Linked DNA regions of Homo sapiens: all the other regions are linked to region 2. The links are chromatin loops, found by intact Hi-C in ENCODE. Cell type or tissue: ascending aorta. All regions are shown on one strand. Each heading gives the region's core, and the rest is flanking DNA. Links, peaks and the distances in the headings are about the cores only.

Evidence for each region. Hi-C counts contacts between places; a loop is a spot of excess contacts. Peaks named below come from ENCODE experiments on the same cell type or tissue, not always from the same donor. Only the 100,000 strongest peaks of a DNase experiment are listed, where the experiment ranks them.
Region 1: a loop joins it to region 2, with 8 times the contacts of the local background. A loop is called at or near these places in 2 of 110 quality-filtered maps.
Region 3: a loop joins it to region 2, with 4 times the contacts of the local background. A loop is called at or near these places in 2 of 110 quality-filtered maps.

The regions. Positions count from the first base shown.
Region 1 is chrX:151,968,804-151,973,803 of GRCh38, reverse strand. GABRE (gamma-aminobutyric acid type A receptor subunit epsilon) reads left to right here. Exons shown (of 9, transcript NM_004961.4): 2 at 3,402-3,619; 3 at 4,068-4,135. Among named protein-coding and RNA genes, the nearest start is that of GABRE, 3.4 kb to the left of the region's middle. In ascending aorta, for the core only: no CTCF peak of the experiment used is centred there; DNase peaks (open chromatin) are centred at 2,993 and 3,549; H3K4me3 peaks cover 670 bases; H3K27ac peaks cover 1,917 bases.
Region 2 is chrX:151,393,742-151,400,747 of GRCh38, reverse strand. It overlaps VMA21 (vacuolar ATPase assembly factor VMA21), which reads right to left and starts at 3,542. Exons shown (of 3, transcript NM_001017980.4): 1 at 3,387-3,542. The coding sequence starts at 3,439. RefSeq lists enhancers at 2,992-3,051, 3,112-3,261 and a silencer at 3,542-3,701. In ascending aorta, for the core only: no CTCF peak of the experiment used is centred there; DNase peaks (open chromatin) are centred at 3,697 and 4,207; H3K4me3 peaks cover 2,831 bases; H3K27ac peaks cover 2,544 bases.
Region 3 is chrX:150,869,621-150,876,626 of GRCh38, reverse strand. All of the region lies in intron 1 of CD99L2 (CD99 molecule like 2), which reads left to right. Among named protein-coding and RNA genes, the nearest start is that of CD99L2, 26 kb to the left of the region's middle. In ascending aorta, for the core only: no CTCF peak of the experiment used is centred there; a DNase peak (open chromatin) is centred at 2,806; H3K27ac peaks cover 2,160 bases.

The DNA of each region.
Region 1 (5,000 bases), core at 1-5,000, 570 kb before region 2:
CCCTTCTCCCCTTTCAGGTTTCCCTTGAACAACCATCTTCCCTCACACCTTCTCCTCGCCCTGAGACTTGGCTAGGAGGGTCGTGCCCTGGATTTGTGGCTTTTTGGGGTGGAAGATGACTGCTTCGTTTTGTTGTTGTTGTTTTGAGATGGTTCCTGCTGTGTGTGAAGTGTCACAAATTTGCAAGCTTCCTGATCTGTGGAGCTTTCTCGAAGATTCCATGGCACTGGGCTTGTGTCTTGTTTGTCTGTTCTGGGGAGGGAGGGTGGCTTCTCTCCCTACCCCAGATTGCGTTAGCTCATCAGAGAAGGGGATGTGTAGCTGCTTGCTGGCTCACTGGTGCCCTGGAGTGGGGCTAGCCTCAGCAGGAGCTTGATAAATGTCTTTCTATGCGTGCTAGCAATTTCCAGTCATCCACATCCCTCAAAATGGGATGTGGACTAGTTGAGAAAGCTGACGTGGTGACTGGCTAGGGCAAAAGATGGCTCTGGGGTGGGGGAAATAAGAAGGGGTGGTCAGAGAGGAAAACAGCAGGGAAAAGGGACTGGGGAAATGGAAACTGCCCTTCAAGCATAGCAACCTGTGGTGTCAGGAAAGAGCTGAGGAGGTGACAATGGGGTGTACTGGGCCACACTGAACCAGAAGACCTCTCCCTGGTCCAGGCTTAGCCTCAAATTAGTTGTGTGACTTGGGGCACAGTCCTTCCTCTATCTGGGCCTCAGTTTGTCCATCTGTAGAATGAAAAAAAAGATCTGATTTAGAAAAAAATCCAACATCTTTTCTTATGCGCCCCTCCCCCCCCCACTTCTCACACCACCAACAGTCGACTGTTTGGGAGGGGGTAGTGCAGAGATTCAACTTCATGCTGGACCATTATGTCTAGAGACATGTGAATGTCTGAAAAACTGCCCTGGAAAATGCCACTATTCCAATGTGTGAGTGTTTTTCAAGTTTTTATTCTGTCTAGCCCCGAAAGTGAGCTTAATGGCTGGCTGGGGAAAGGTATGCATTGTCAGCAGCTCTTTAACCCCAAGGACCTCAAGATGAGGTTTTGTTTTGTTTGTTTATTGTTGTGTTTTTTTTTTTTAACTGGCAAAAGCCAATTTTAGGATTAAAGCCACCTTATGACCCTCTGATATCATTTTTATTGCAGACCTAGTCTAGGGGCAGGAGGGCTTTGGTGGTCTCAGTGCTTTCAGGTTTATTTGTTTGCCTCTGCACTTTTAAACTTGGGGCAGCGGGGAGGATCTCGTCCATGGATTTCAGACATCTGGGAGGGGCTGCTTCAGGCGTTTAGGTGGTCCTGTCTGGCAGTGCTCAGTCTACCACTGACTGCCAGTTCTGATTGTGCCACGTTTCCAGCCACATCACTCATTTTACAGGGTCTCAGGGCTCCATTTTTCCTCCTCTCTTCCCATAGTCACTGGCCCTTATCTTTTGAGATGGCTGGGAGTTTGGCCTCAGGGAAAGAGGACATCTTCTAGATATGGCATTTGAAAGTAGAAACTGTATTTTCCAAGCCCAGTTCTTCCCTCGCCCACAATGGGAAGTAGCCACTTCAGACATGAGAAATGGTGTGGATTTGGCACATCTGTATGCCACTTAAGCAATTCTAACAGCTTGAAATACTGCAGAAAAAATGCATTTTGCTTCTTAAGTTGGCAGTCCCTTGGTCCGCAATACAGGGGTCATGCCAACGTCTCTTGCCCTGTTTACCCCTTATTTTAGGAAACAAATTGCCTTATGGCTTAAAAAAATCCTTTTGGAAGTGTGACGTGCCAGTAGAAAAGCATAGACATCATGAGTGAACAGCTCAGTGGCTTTTCACAAGTAAACAGGCCCGTGTAACCAACACCTAGATCAGGAAATACAGCATTGCAACCCCCTCACCACACACACACACACACACACACACACACACACACACACACACACAGACACACACACACACACACACACACACACACACACGCATGCATCTCCAAAATGCCTGTCCCCGTACACTTTCCTCCCCAAAGGAAACCACTCTCCTGCCTTCCAGTATCACAGATTAATATGGGACGATGGCTTTTAAAAAGACTTTTAATTATAATTTTTTAAAGACATATAAAGGTAGGGGGAACAGTGCACCCCCATTGTTTGTGAACTCATGGCCACTCTTATTTTCTTTTACACCACCCACCCTCCAATTCCAACTTAGATTGTCTTGAAGCATATCTCAGACATCATATCATTTTATATGTAATTGTTTTAGTATGTATTTCTAGTCATTAATATTTCACAAACATAAGAAAATACCATAATTACACCAAAAATTAAAGAATAATTTATTCATGTCTCAACTGTCCACTCAGTGTTCAAATCTCTCCTATTGTGTCATAAATGATTTCTGTTTGTTTTTCAAGAGTTTGCTTTTAAATAAAATAAGATCCAGATATTAGCAAGTGGGGCATTTTGATTTTTAAAAACACTTTTTATGGAATTAGAACATGTATACAGAGAAGTGCTCAAATCATAAGTGTACAGCTGATGAGTTGTCAGAATATGACCACAGCGGTGTAAAGAAAGCCAAATCAAGGACCCGAATGTGAGCAGGACCTCAGAAGCCCCCTTTGTCACTGCCTCCCAGCAAAGGCAGCACTATCCGGACTTCTAACACCATCGGTGAGTTTCATACCTTGGCAGATGGCCTTTAACATTTTTGTTTAATTCAATTATTCTTACTAATCTTCTTCTTTTTCTTGGCTGTGGTGCATGGCTGTGGAGCTCAGGGTGGACTCCTGTTGGGCAGCCAGTTCCTGGATGGCTGTCTGTGGGTGGAGGACTCCTGCCTTTCCTGTTTAGACACCCACAAAGGCTGCTCTTTAGCCTCCTTCCCTTCATCCCCTTCCCCTGCCCCCAGTGCAACGAGTATTACACAACCAACAAAACCGCAAAATATTCCCACAATTTTCTGGTCCTCTCTGGGAGAGGCCGCTCTGGCTTTCGCAAGCATTCCTCTCAGCCCTGGCCCTCTGCCTGCTCCTCACTCCTGGTTGGTGCTGGTCAGGCTGACTAGAGGCCAAGGCTAGTCACAGTGGGCCAGCGCTCAGACATAAATGCCCTCTTCATTTCACGTGTAACATTCTTTTAAAATCTAGGTCTTGGTTTTGTTGATTTTTTCTTAAATAAAAGAGTGATCATAAAAGAGGGACAGCATAGAAAGTCCCCAAAGAGCAGCAAGGTTTAAAAGAAATTCACAAGCCTAATCTGTCACTGTCTTATAATTTGCTATTACCAGTCACAATTTAACTAGGTTTTGTGTTGAAAACTTGTTTTGGTTTGCTTCTGTCCCAAGAGGCACTAGCTGGGGCCCCTACAGAGTGCAGGGCAGAGCTTCATTTTTCGTTTGAATGTTCTAGGGTCGAGGGACCTCAGACTGAATCAAAGAATGAAGCCTCTTCCCGTGATGTTGTCTATGGCCCCCAGCCCCAGCCTCTGGAAAATCAGCTCCTCTCTGAGGAAACAAAGTCAACTGAGACTGAGACTGGGAGCAGAGTTGGCAAACTGCCAGAAGCCTCTCGCATCCTGAACACTATCCTGAGTAATTATGACCACAAACTGCGCCCTGGCATTGGAGGTGAGGAGCAGAACGACGTTCTTCCCCTCCTAGAGGGTCCAGGGGTTGAGGGCATAGGCATGGAGAATGCACCTGGGCAGTAACAGAGGGTGCCATGCTCATGGACAGGAACATCTGCTATTGACCTGTCAGGTAAGAGATATTAACTCTATTCTCAGCAGTGTCATTGACCTTGATCAAGACTTTTCCCTTCTCTCGCCCTCAGTTTTTCCAGTGGTAAAATGAGAGGACTAAACTAGATTGTTGATCTTCAAGATGTGTGTCCAATTCTTAACAGTCCGTGAGCTTGGTTTTGCCATGAAAGAATAAATAAAGAAATAGGATTAGATGCTGAAACTGTGTGGTCCAACACTTACTTGACTCCCCTTTCATCCCCTCTGACCACTTCCTCCCCCGTCCCATGCGCCTGTTTGACACTTACCCTCTGCTGCTTCTGCTTCCCTTATAGAGAAGCCCACTGTGGTCACTGTTGAGATCTCCGTCAACAGCCTTGGTCCTCTCTCTATCCTAGACATGGTGAGTACTAAGCTTTTTTAGTACTATTTCCTAGCCCAGGGGCTGACCTATGGGACCTTCCACAGACTTCTGCTTTCTGCTCTGTACTTCTGTAACAACTCCAATAATTTATTTTCTGGAGGGAGAAAGGGATTTTTTAACCACTGGTTTGAGAATGAGACTGGAAAAGGTAAGTCCCTTGCTACTTGAAGAGGATCTTCAGAATCATGACCATATCTTCCAGTTTTTTCATTCAAAATAGAAATAATAAAGCAATGTTAAACACCACAATGGACTGCCTCTTTTCTTCTGATAATTATTGTATGGACATAAGTCTAAAGTTACTAGCTCTTGCTCTAAGACTGTTCTATATTTTTGCTCTACTTCCTTCTTTCCTTTTCCACTCGTATCATCATAGTGTCAGCACTGCCCCCATTTGGCTTTCATCATCTCCCACCTAGAATACACCTACTCCACCTACTAAGTTGGCCTCCCAAGTGATGCACCTCCTGCAGTCCCAGCACTGCTTACTACATGCAGTTGAAGGCCCTCCATGGTTGTATTCCTCTTCACCCTTTTAGAGACCACGTGCTTTGGTCACACTAGAATATTGGTGTTCCCAGACCACCTTGTACCTCTGAGCTTTCATTCAAGTGATCTTCTATTTGGTATGCCATTGTTCCACTTTCTTACTTGTCAGCTGCCTTCTTTTTCAGTATCTAGCTCAGACAGCATCTCATTCATGGCATCTCCCCTGACCTCCACACCTGTTAATTGCTCCTTTCTTTCTCATACCACATTCTTCTCTTCGGCAGTTACATCTTTCCAGCTTATATCACAGGTGTTTACCTGATCTTGCCTACATCATTTCATTGTAATTATCTGT
Region 2 (7,006 bases), core at 1,239-6,238:
CACTTCTAAGGACAGCTATTATCAAAAAGGCAAGTGATAACAAATGTTTGTAAAAGTGTGGAGAAAAAGAAACCCTACTACATTGTGACTGGAAATGTAGACTGGTACAGCCATTATGGAAAACAGTTCCTAAAGAAATTAAAAATAGAACTACCACACAGCCCAGCAATCTCTCTTCTGGAATATAAGCAAAGGAGATGAAATCACTACCTCGTAAAAATATCTGCACTTCCATGTTCATTGCAGCATTATTCACAATAGCCAAGATTTGAAAACAACCTACGTGTATGTAGACAGACAAAATAAAGAAACCGTAGTGTATATATACAAGGGAATATTTTATTCAGCCTTAAAAGAGGACATCTGCCATTTGCCACAACATGGATGGACCTGGAAGACATGTTAAGTAAAATAAGCCAAACGCAGAAAGACGAATACTACATGAGCTCACTTATATGTGGAATCTTTAAAAAAAAAAAAAAAAGGTCAACGGTCAACTACACAGGGACAGAGAATAAAACAGTAGTTACCATGGCGGTGGGGGTGGGAGGCTGGAGGGGAGGAAATAGGAAGATATACATCAAAGGACACAAAGCAGTAGATATATGGATTAACAAGTGAGATATCTAATGTACAAGAGGACTATAGGCAATAAAGTTGCATGGTATTAGGGACTTTTGTAAATAAGATTTTAGCTGCCTCTGGTCACACACACACAAAAGTATGTGAGATGACAGATATATTAATCTGCTTCACCATAGTAATCATTTTACTATATGTATGCCATAACATCATGTTATGAACCTCAAATATACACAATGAAATTTATTTAAAAAGAACCTGAACAAAAAACCCACAAAAACATTGAGTAAAATATATATTAAATATAACTAACCTCATGCCTATTTCTTGATCACATGCTCTGCACATGTGTGAGAAATTAAATGCTTACTGCTGTAAAAAAAAAAGTTCTAATATTTTCTTTTGGTACTTAAATGGATCATCTTTTAGCAGGCCTCATTTTGGTTATTACTGAGCTATACAACTCTCATTTAATATACATAAGCTCCCTTAAACTGTTTCCTACTAGTAAATTTTTAGAGAAATTTATTGTGTAATCCTCATGAAGAGTATGAGTGTCTGCAGTGGAGAATCTACAAAAAATACAAAGAGTCACTAATTGGCCAATTCTTTTGTGCACCCTAAAAAAAGCACTTGACTTTGGTGTTTCTATGGTGAGTAAAAAAGTATGTTTTAGGAATGCAACTTTCAGATTATCTAACTTGTTAAAGGAACAGAAAGGAAGTGTTAACTGATTGTTTTGTTCTTTACATGACCTCTCTTGAGTATCTATTATCTGGTCTGGCTTTTAAAAAGTTTATTATTGAAAAGATGATATAACACCATAAAAATGTTTTAAAGTAAACAAAATCACCTATAATCCCACCACCCAAATATAACCTTTCTACATATTAATTTCTAGCCCCCACACAATCTATACACAGCATACCTTAATAATTTATGGCTAATTCCTTCTCACTTCTCTCTTTACCTCAAACTTCAAAAATGTGACTACTTTTCTGTGTTGTGACCTCACTAATATGGGACTAAGCATTAAGTCAAAGTGTACATACAAACTTTTGAAAACTAGCAAACTTCCTCTACTGTTTATAGGACATTTTCTCCCTGGATTCCAGCCACAAGAGCTGTTGGTTTTGCTGATGCAAGCCACCTTGGGTAAAATCAGTGGCTTATCCAAGACAAAGCAACTGATGCTATTCAATTGATTTATCCTATGTATCTTTGGGTGTTACTGAGCAGAGATTTGTTAGAAGTGAGGAATGAGAAAGGCTGGAATTAAAGTTGTCCTCACACAAAGGAAAAAGTTCAGGATGAACCTTAATCTGCCTCCATTTATAACACCACCTAGTTTTCCCACTTCATACAAACTTCTGCAGCCAACATTGAGCAGACAGAGCCTACCACATTCCCTTTTGTAGCAAGTAAGACAACAGGAATTCTTTCTCCCACAGTCAAGATTTCACTGCAAATTCCATTAGGAAACCAGAATCAGTCTAGAAGGACTATGCTGTAAGTGTATCTAATAAAAATATGTTGGTATTCTCATAAATGAATAATTAAAAAAAAACCCACATTGAGGCTGGATAAAGAAAATGCGGTACATATACACCATGGAACACTATGCAGCCATAAAAAAGAATGAGATCATGTCCTTTGCAGCAACATGACTGGAGCTGGAAGCCATTATTCTAAGCAAATTAAGACAGGAAAAGAAAACCAAATACTGCACGTTCTCATAAGTGGGAACTAAACAACAAGAACAGATGGACACTAGGAGAGGAACAACAGACAGTGCGGTCTACTTGAGGGTGGAGGCTGGGAGGAGGGAGAGAATCAGAAAAAACGCCTATCGGGTACTATGCTTATTACCTGGGTGACAAAATTACCTGTACGCCAAGCCCCCGTGACATGCAGTTTACCTATATAACAAACCTGCGCATGTACTCATGAACCTAAAATAAAAGTTAAAAAAAAAAAAAAAAAACTCACAATGACCCTGTCGGAAAGAGAAGGCATCACAGAGCTCCAAAGATCGTGGGCTTTGGAGTCAGTGAGCTTGGTCAAACGTTAGCTTCAATTACATACTAACTTTGTCGCCTAATTCTGTAATCACTCACCCTCAGTTTCAAGTCACTTACCCTCAACTGCATCCTCTTCAAAATTGGGAAATCAAGCAGTTAGAGAAATTAAGAATTCTGACAATGTATGTAAAGCACGTGCACTGAGCCTGGCATACAGTAGGTCTTAACGAATGATAGCTAACTCCCTCACCACTCCCTTGCCTACTGGGGTGGGCCAGAACCACCTGCTCTCTCATACATTCCTTCAACTCAGTCACCAGCCTCTATCTTACTGATTCCCCAAGTGAAGCAATCTCACACCAGGGGACTATTCCCTTCTACTCCTTCATTCATACAGCAAACATTTATTAAGCCCCGACTATGCAGGCCCCCTAGGGAACACGGAGATGAAGGAGACTGCATTCCTGTCCTCAGAAGGCTGACCCTGCGGTAATGAAAGAGACTGCAATATAGACACAGCGAGAGAAAGTGCTAGGATAGGAGCATGAGCTGAAGGCCCACTGACCTATTCCCCATGACCCCGGATCCCTTGTTCCCGAGCGAAAGTTCGGGGCCGGGAGTTTAGACGTCTCAGGCTCCAACCTGCTTTCCCCGCCCCCTTCCCTGAGGCCAGGTCCCCGGGGTCCAGACCTCACGCCCACCCATTCAGCTAGGGCCTTCCCTCAAGCCCTGCTCCAGGCTGGGGCCAGTCCGCCTCGCGGTCCAGGCCCCGCTCAGGGCTACCTGAACTCAGGAGGCTGCAGTGCGTTCAGCGCCGCCTTATCCGGGCGCTCCATGGTGTAGCCGTGCCGGCACAGGCGCTCGGCGGCGGAGCTGGGCTCGGCGGCCGCGCTCAGTAAGCTCCGCGAGGGAACGGCCGAGGCGGTTCGCACCGGAAGTAGCGGTTCGCGCCGGAAGTGCCCGTTCGCGCCGGAAGTGCCCGTTCGCGCCGGGCGGCGGGCCACAGTACGCAGGCGCGGCGCGGCGCGGCGCGCCGCAGCGACGCAGGGCTGTTGCCGGCGCGGGGGCGGGCGCTCACATGACTTACCGGCGGTGGCTCCGCGGCGTGCGCCCTGCCAGGAGGGGCCTGTGCTCGAGGAGCAGGCCTGGCGAGTAGCCCAGCCACTCCACGTTGAGCCGGGACTTGCCGCGCAACATGGTCCTCCTGGGCGGGCGGCGGCTACGCCGCCCCCTGAACTCGCGTGAACACTGGTCCTCGTCTGCGTCTCGGTCGCTGAGCTGGGGGCCGCAAGGAGACCCGAGCATATGAGCCGCGAAGAGGGACTACCAGCCAGAGGGCTGTGGTGCTAGGCAACTGAGCGTATTCCGCCGACGACAACACAAAAAAGCAGTGCGCATTATTTCGCCACTACTTGAGCAAATAAATGCCTCATTAATTACTGCCCGCAGTGGTAGGAAGTCAAGCCCTTGGCAGCTGGGAGGAGTTAAAACACTCACCCGAGTCCGTAAAACTAGAGAATGTCAGAGTTCAAAGAGCTCTTGCTGAGAATGACTGTTCCAGACTCGATGCCAGTGACCCCCAACTTCCACTTAAAAGTTAAAAACATATTTTGCAGCTGCTCAGAAAGCCGCCAATGAGACAACAGGGACTCAAATAGTAAGAACAGATGGGCCTCCCGGGCCTGCGCAACCCGAGAGAGGTAAAAACGAAAGGGTGGGTAAGTCTGGAGTCAGGCTTGACAAAATTAAGTTGCCACTGGCTGCTAATAAGAGGACAGCCCTTAACATGGTCAGCGCCTGGAAAGGGCCGCTGACCACACAGCTATTTTCTGCACCACATGGATACAAAGACCACATCTGAAATCATGACTAAACCAGCAGCTTAGAGTGGTGGAAAGGGCAATGGACTGGGCAGCAGGAAGTCCAGGTTTTAGTTCAAACTGAATAATCCCCCTCTAGGGCTGACTGTGCTGGCTCACGCCTGTAATCTCAACACTTTGGGAAGCTGAGGCAGGAGGATTGCGTGAGGCCAGTAGTTCCAGAGCAGCTTGGGCAGCATAGCAAGACTCCGTCTCTAAAAAACAAACTGTAAAATATTTAATAAAAATAATAGTAATCTCTATCTGGGCCTCATCTAGACCTTTAGGTGAGTAAGAACCACCTAATGTAAGAACTTGGGGTACAAAGAGAATCTAGCTCTGGGGTAGGCAAACTGAGCCAGCCGACCTAATACATGGAGCCTACCACCTGTTTTTCTACAGCCCTGAGGTAAGAATGGTTTTTCCTTTTTAAATTGTTGAAAACGTCAAAAGAATAACATGACACGTGAAATTTATATGAAATTCAAATTTCAGCGTCTATTGATAAAATTTTATTGGAGCTCAGCCATTCTCATTTGTTTGTATTATCTACAACAGCAATGTTGAGTAGTTGTGACAGAGACGGTATGATCTGCAACGCCCAAAATGATCTGCAATGCCCAAAATTCTTACCATCTGACCCTTTTACAGAAGAGTTTGCTGACCCCTGCTCTAGCTAATCAGCCTGCAGTGAGGTCCTTCAATCCCTAGGGACCCATAAATGTAGTAATGGTGGTTCTGAAGGCAGTTTTTAATATTTTTAAAAACCTAATGAATCTATTTACTGTTAGGCATCCAAAGCTACTTAAAATATCACCGTTCTTTGATTTTTGACACTTACTATATCATGATGAGGTTATCCTAGTTATCCCATAAGAAAAGACTGTTCACAGATTATTATGAAAATAAGCCACAGTATACTTAATAGAATAAATCTTTTAAAACATAGAATGAACACAAGTGGGGGAACGGAATTGTGACTTATTGTTCCCCAATACCTAGAGTAGGGCCTGGTATATAGTAGGAACTAATAAATATTTGTTAAATAAATAAATTGGGTCCACAAAAGGAAAAAGAGCAAAATAGTTCTTGATGGTGAAAAAATTGGGAACCAGCTTGGCGTGGTGGCACATGCCTGTAATCCCAGCTACTCAGGAGGCTGAGGCAGAAAATCGCTTGAACTCAGGAGGCGGAGGTTGCAGTGAGCCAAGATCGTGCCACTGCACTGCACTCCAGCCTGGGTGACAGAGTAAGACTCTGTCCACCCCCCCCCAAAAAAACTGGGAACCACTGTTGTTGTAGTTTGCCGGAGCTGCCATAACAAATGCCACAAACTAAGTGGCTCCAACAACAGAAGTTAATCATCTCCCAGTTCAGGAGGTTAGAAGTCTGAGATGGAGATGTTGGCGAGGCTGGTTCCTTCTGAAGGTTGTGAAGGAAGGACTGTTCCAGGCCCCTCTTCTGTTTTCTGGTGGTTTGCTGACAATCTTTGGCATTTCTTGGCTTGTAGAAGCATCACCCTGATCTCTGCATTTTTCTTCAAACGGCCTTCTCCCTGCGTCTGTGTTTCTGTCCAAATTTTCCCTTTTTATAAGGACACCAGTCATAATGCATTAGGGGCCCACCCTACACCTGTATGAACTTAATTATTTACATCTGCAGCGACGCTGTTTCACTCTGGGGTACTGGGGGCTAGGATTTCAGCATATGAATTTGGGGATGGTGTGGGTGACCGGGCCAGCAATTCAACCCATAACAGTAGTCTAAACACTTCCTTGTACAGATGAGAAAACTGCGGCCCAGAGAGGGGACGGGACTTGTGGGAAGTCACACATTTATCTAGTGGGATGTAGCTTGACTCCTGACTCCCAGGCTGGCACTTTTACACTCCCACATTAACAGCCTAAGTTGCACTTGTGTGATAACTTAAACAGGAACCATTCATAAATGAGATTTGCTGTGGGAAAAACTTCTCATGTAATTTACATAGTAGTGTTTTTAAATATAAACAAAAGCTCTCATATCTCTTATTTATTTATTTATTTATTTATTTATTTATTTATTTATTTATTTCGAGACAGAGTCTCGCTCTTTCGCCCAGGCTGGAATGCAGTGGCGCGATCTCCGCTCACTGCAAGCTCTGCCTCCCGGGTTCACGCCATTCTCCTGCCTCAGCCTCCCGAGTAGCTGGGACTACAGGCGCCTGCCACCACGCCCGGCTAATTTTTTGTATTTTTTTTAATAGAGACGGGGGTTTCACCGTGTTAGCCAGGATGGTCTCGATCTCCTGACCTCGTGATCCGCCCGCCTCGGCCTCCCAAAGTGCTGGGATTACAGGCGTGAGCCACCACGCCCTGCCATATCTCTTTTTTATGCTGACTTATACACTCTACCAACATTTACTGTGAGCTTACTGAGGTAGACACAGAACTTTAAAAATAAACTCAGAATCTGTACTAGAAGGAAAGAATCTAGCCAGCAGTCAGCCCTCTCAACAGAGCCCTGAAACCTCCTACCTGCAGTGCTACAAAAGAATTAGAGGCA
Region 3 (7,006 bases), core at 910-5,909, 520 kb after region 2:
TGTTCACTGTTATATTCCCAGGACCTAGAACAGGATAAGGCACATGCTAGGTGTTGGTAGATATTTGTCAAATAAATGAAAGAGGTAATCAATAAATAAAGCTAGATTTTTCCCATTCATGAGAATGGAGCTGTATAAAGCTTTGTCTTACCATTATTTTGATTTGTTTTGTATTAGTAGTTACTATTTTCTCATTCCTAATTTATGTCAGCCCTTTTTTTCCTTGATTAAGTTAGTGAGGTGATCTCTTTTGGTGAACATTTTTAAAAGAAACTAGGCAGAAGGAGCAAATCACCTATTAGAAGAAAAGAACTCAGGTTCACTTCACCCTTCTTCGTGACAATATTTGATGCCAGAAGAAATTGGGGTAATGCCTCTACTAACTTAGAGGGCAAAAGTGTGTGATCTAAGTTGTCATTCTCATGGAGAGGCAACACAAAAGCATTCTGAAAAATGTAAGGCTTCCTGTACACACATGTTCATAACAGCTTTATTCCTAATTGCCAAACACTGGAATCAGCCCACATGTCTCATACCATGGAATACAACTCAGTAATAAAAAAGAACAAACTATTGACACCACAACAACCTGGATGGATCTCAAATGCATCATGCGACATGAACAAAGGCAGTCTTAGAAGAATTCTGTATTAGTCTGTTTTCATGCTGCTGATAAAGACATACCTGAGACTGGGCAATTTACAAAAGAAAGAGGTTTAATGGACTTACAATTCCACGTGGCTGGAGAGGCCTCACATCAGGGCAGAAGGCAAGGAGGAGCAAGTCACATCTTACATGGATGGTGGCAGGCAAAGAGAGAGCTTGTGCAGGGAAACTCTTTCTCATAAAACTGTCAGATCTTGTGAGACTTACTCACCATCATGAGAACAGCACAGAAAAGACCTGCCCCAATGATTCAGTTACCTCCCACCAGGTCCCTCCCACATCACATGGGAATTCAAGATGAGATTTGGGTGGGGACACAGCCAAACCATATCAAACACATACTGCATGATTCTAATGTGACATTCTTGGAGTAACACTATTATAGAGATGGAGAACAGAGTAGTGGTTTTCAGGGGTTAGGGACAGGTGTGGGGGAAAGAGGAGGTGGGAGAGAGGTAGGTACTCTTATAAAAGGGCAGTACAGGGGATCCTTATGGGGATTAAACTTGTTCTTTATCTTGACTATGGTGGTGGTTACATGACTCACTCATGTGAAAAGTTGTATAGAACTTAATGAACACGCACAAATGAGTGCAAGTAAAACTGGGGAAATTCTGAATACGATGTGTGGTTATATCAATGTCAGCATCCTGATTGTGATAGTGCACTATAATTTTGCATAGTGTGATATTTGTGTAAAGTAAACTGAGCTAAGTGTACAAGGGATCTCTTTGTATTATTTCTTATACCTGTCTGTGAATCTGTAATTATCTCAATAAAAATTTCAATTAAATAATATAATGCTTTAGGAATTACATGTCACTCAGCAACCCTCCTGGAGACATCTACTTAATAGTATAAAACAGCCAAGCAAGAGGGTTGTACTCAGAAAAGGGGAGGCCAAGGGAGGAAAGAGGTGGCAGTAAACACTGAAGTATTTAAACAGATCTCAATGTAATTGATCAGATAGAGAGAGATGCCTGGCAGGAAGGCCTGGGTTCAGAGCTTGGGAGCCACTCTGAGTGTGGGGACCTAGTTTGTGGAGGGGAGCTAAAATAAAAACTAAAATCATAGGAACAGGTGGAATCAGTCTGGGAGAATGGGGGAACATGAAAGATTTCTGTCTTTCTGGGGAACACCGAAATTGAAGAGCTAGACAGAGCCAGATCAGTGAAGGCCACCAAGTAGGAGTGATGAGTGAGATAGGACAAGATTCAGAGGAGGAAAATGTTGCAGAGGTTTAGGACAAAGTGTTTCAAGGAAGGTTGCCCAGTGACATCAAAGCCAGTAGAGGAGTCAGAAGAATGAGGCCTCAAGCCTGCCAGGTGCAAACCTGGGTGTGGCATTTCTCCTGAAGGCTCCCTCTCCTGCGATACTTCCCCCGCCCCCGCCCCCGCCCCCCATTTGGTGGATGGTGCCATCCTTCTAGCCTGTAGGCTAGGGGACACATGTAGGTCATCTCAGAACCCTCTTACTCCTGCAGCCCCTCTGAACTCTTCCCACTGGCCTTTCTCACCTGCCTTCCTCTTTTCCTGTGGCTGTTCCTTGCCACACACTCTGTTCCCACTCTCCCAATTCCTTCTTCCTCACTAGCATCTTCCTATTCTGAGAATGATGGGCTACTAAACCACTAAGACCTGACTCAGGAGGTTTCCTCTGCCTGAAGGCCATCTCCCTCTGCTCCCAGAGAATGGCTGCTCACGTCTCTGAGCCTAGCTCCAATGCTACCTACTCCCTAAAAGCCTGCAGGCAGAGCTAGTGGCTGCTGCTGGCATCAGGTAGCACCTCACGTGTGAGGCTCTCATAGCCCCATTTGTTTAAATGTCTCTGCCACTAGACCGAGGCCAAGAACTCTGGTTTTCTAATCTTTCTGTCTCCTCTAGTACCTGGTACTCCATAGGTCTTTGGTTTATGGTGACTAAATGGTCCCATGCTAACTTCCTGGTTCTATAACCCTATGAAAAGCATTCACTGCAGGATTTCCTTTGAAATGAAAGCTCCTTAGGTCATTGGAAATAGGATTGAATTTGCAGAAACTTGAATCACAGCAGCAGGTTCAGAACTTGTGTTCAAGCAGGGCACCCTGGTCCCTGGAAGGTACATCCTGTTTCATGTTTGGGTAGTCAGGCTCAGGCCCTGGTTGGAGGCCAGGTGTATTTATAGTGAGCCAGGCATGTGACTCATCTCTTCCCCATCTCATGCTCTGGGTGCTTGGCTCCTTCTCATTCCTCTTCTCCCTTCCTGTTATGCAGACCAGCCTCAGTTTTAGATGGTAGACTCCAACCCGATTCCCTGCAGTGTCTCACTAGAATCATCTTTATGCTACCTTCCCTGTGAATGTAGGATCCTGAAATGGACTTTTCATTTTTTATGGCTTTAAAAAAATTGAGATATAATTCACATCCCATACAATTGACCATTTTAAAGTGTGCAATTCAATGGCATTTAGTGCGTTCACAAGGCTGTGCGTCTCTCACCAGCTCTGAAACACTTTCATCACTGCAAAAAGAGACCCTGTATCTATTAAGCAGTCACTCCATATTTGTCCCACCTCACAACCCTGGGCAACCACGAATTTACTTCTAGTCTGTATGGATTTGCCTATTCTGGACATTTCTTGTAAGTGGACTCATACCGTATGTGGCTTTTTGCAACTGACTCGTTTCACTTAGCATCATGTTTTCAAGGCTTATCCAGGTTGTAGCATGGATCAATGCGTCTTTGTTCCTTTTTGTGGCTGGATTATATTCCACTACATGGATGTACCTCTCCCACTAGAACTCTGCTCTGTGAGGTCGTCAGCTGCAGCCACCTCATTCGAGGATGTTTCTCAGGGCTGAAATGAGAGCTGGGCACCTGTTCATGCTCGTCGGTAACCAGCTGTTGGATAAATGAGTAGAGGCTGCTGGTTTTTTCCCAGTGTCTGGTAATGCTCGGTGATATTCCTCAATGGAGAGCTGGCTGGGAGGATGGGAGTGGACACAGGTGGAGGGGGAAGGCTGCATGCTGGAGCTGTAGGTGGTGAGTGACCAGGTTGGGGCCAACTGAACAGGGACTGCTTCTTGGTGCCAGGCCTGCTCAGGCCACTGGCCCATCCTCTACTGTTTGCTGAGCTTTGCTCCTTCCCATACCTTTCCTTGTTCCTATTTGCATTTTAAACACTGTCCTATTTAGAAATTAACAGAGGGAGAATTGATGTCTTTTTGATATTGGGTCCCCTTATCCTCAACCTAGTGTGTCTTTTCATTTGCTCAAGTCTTCTTTTGTGTTCTTCAGTAGTGGGGGATTTTTTTTTTTTTAACTGCTCCTTGCAGAGCAGGGCTGCCTTATAGGCAGTGTGCCCAGAGTAGCCTTCAGTAGTGTTTTAAATATTTTTCCACTCGTATCTAGTATAGTTCTTAAGTTTTTTTTTTTTTTTAACATATTGAGGTATAATTTACACACAGGAAAACTTTCTGATATTAAGATCTTCAGTAGTCATCTTTGGTAGTGTTTTAAAATTTTGTTGCTCAGTTCTGGTATGTTTCCTAAACATTTTTTTAATGAGGTATAATTCACATACAGTAAAATGCTAACATATTAAGATCTTTAAGTTCAGTCAGTTTCAATGAGTGCATATCAAGACAGAACATTTTCTGTCACCCCCAGAATGTTCCCTCATAGCACTTCCCCACCTTGCCCCCAGCAACCACTGATCTGTTTATGAGTGTTTTTTTGTTTGTTTTTGTTTGAGACAGGGTCTCACTCTGTCACCCAGGCTAGAGTACAGTGGCACAATCACAGCTCACTGCAGCCTTGACCTCCCGGGCTCCAGCAATCCTTCCACCTCAGACTCCCAAGTAGCTGGGACCATAGGCATGTACCACCATGACTGGCTGATTTTTAACTTTTTTGTAGAGACAGGGTCTCCCTACATTGCCCAGGCTTGTCTTGAACTCCTGGGCTCAAGTGATTCTCTTATCTCAGCCTCCTGAAGTGCTGGGATGACAGGTGAGCCGTTGTGCCCAGCCTGATCTGATTTTTATACCATAGGTTAATTTTATCTCTTCTAGAATTTCATAGAATTGAAACTATAGATTATTTCCTTTTTTGTTTCTAGCTCTTTCATGCAGCATAATGTTTTCAAGATTCAGCCGTACTGTATGTGTCAGCATTCCTTTTCACTGCTGAACAGTTTTCCATTATGTGCATCTATTCTATTTATCTATTCTCCTATTGATGGACACTTGGGTTATTTTCACTTTAGAGCTATTACAAATCAAGCTGCTGCGAATATTTGTGTCCAAGGCTTTTTGGGGATATGTTTTCATTTCTCTTGGATGGAACCTAGGAGTGAGATTGCTGACTCATGGGGTGTGAAGATGTTTAACTTTTTCTAAGAAACAGTTAGAGTTTTCCAAAGTGGTTGTACCATTTTCTACTCCTACCAGCAGTATATGAGTTCCAGTTCCTCTGCACCATATCCAATATTTGCTGGTGTTCGGCTCCTCCAGCTTTGATTTTTCTGTCATTCCAATCTTATCAACCTTCAGTCTGAATCTGTGGATGCCCTCCCTACCTGCCTCGTGTTTCTAGTGCTTTCATGAATGTATTTGCTTGTAGGCTGCTTTTCTGATATTTTCCAGGGGTTTTGAGAGATAGAGGATATAAATATGAGTGCTTGAGCAAGAGGTCAGAGCCTGTTTTTAGTTATGTGAGTAATCTCTGGTGTGGGGTTACAGCTTGAGGTTGAAGGTAAAAAAAAGGACCAACTGTTCCCCTGTCTTGTCATTTTCCTCCTTTCTGCATTTTCAAAGCAGCAAATAGCAAAAATGATTTCTGTGTCTTCTAAGCCTTCTGATAAAGGAATATTAACCTTTTGGCCCAAGCCTTACTGCACATCCAAGAATAAGTTATTTAAAAGGAAATGGGACTGTCGACATTTCCCACAATTTTAAATGTTAAAAATCCTTTTGTGTGTGGGAGGCATAGGGATTGTTTCGCTAGTTCCTGTAGATGCTCAGCCCTCAGCCAGCGTGCCAGATGGGTGCGAGTGCTCCCGTCACTCCTCGCATTCCCCCTCTTCTCAGGAGTGTATGTGCACAGTTCTGCTTGTCCCTTATACAGGAAAATAACTGCTTGCTGCCTTTTCTTCCCTCCTGGAGCAAGGCGGACTCTCCCAAGAGAGTTAGGGATTCTGGGGCTGCTAGGATGGGGGGGTGCAGTGCAGTGGGGTGAGACAGTGGCTCTGGCTGTCCCAGCCCCTGTTAAAGGAGGGGTGTAGGAGGTGGAGCCTTTCTGGTGGCAGCAGTTCCTGAGCCTGGGAGGAGGGAGGAATATGTGATGAGGACATCCTTTGTGACCAGGCATTAAAACATTGAATATGAAACCTGTAGTTCTGGGGTTTGATGCATTGATTAGTATGATACCTCCACAGAGCAGGATGACAAATTTGCAACCTCTGCCTCACTGGCTAAGCAATTCTTCTGCTTCAGCCTCCTGAGAAGCTGGGATTACAGGCACATGCCACAATGCCCGGCTCATTTTTGTACGGACTGCTTCCTGGCAGTTTAGTACCATGAAGGCATTGTGACTTGTTTACTCCAGCCTCTGGAAGTATGGCTTAAAATCTGTGCACTCTGTAATTCGTCCGCCTGTCTTTGGCTGTCTGTTAGTCCATCAGAGCTGTGTTGCACGGAACATAAACATGCTTTCACAGAGGAACATGCCAGCCTGGGAGGGAAGCCCAGGCAGTAGGCTTGCTGACTTTTAATATCTCCTTTAAGCAGAATTTAGCATAGCCAGAGAGGGTGGGGTTGGGGTGGGCAGAGCAGGGAAGAAACCTAATTATGCAAATTTTGATCTTAAAGCTTTATTCGTATGTTTCCTGGCAGGCTGTTCTTTAATCTCAAGAGCAAGATTGCTCAGAATTACCATATATTCTAGTTAATTGCATTAAAATTATAGCAAAGGTTGTTTTTGCTATAATCAAGAGTGATTCTGATTAATACTTATGAAATCAAATGCCTCACCAGCAGTGGGGATGAGAACAACCTTGCCAGTCAGCTATTCCCTCCCCAGTCTTCCCTCCCCAGTCTCCCCTCCCCATCTTCCTCCAAAAGGCCAAAGATACAAACATGTTTGAAAGAGTTTTTTTTTAAAACTACTTGCTTATATGGATAGTCATTTTCAAAGAACACTTCTCAAAGAGGGAGTCTGATTATTTTCTTCTCTCTTTAGTACAAAGGTTGTAAAATAGCTCTTTATTGAGGAAGGCAAAGAGAGGGCCTGAGCAGACGCCTTGGCTGGCAACAGTGACACAAGCACATGCCGTCCTCTCCTGACTGGCTAGCTGTGGACT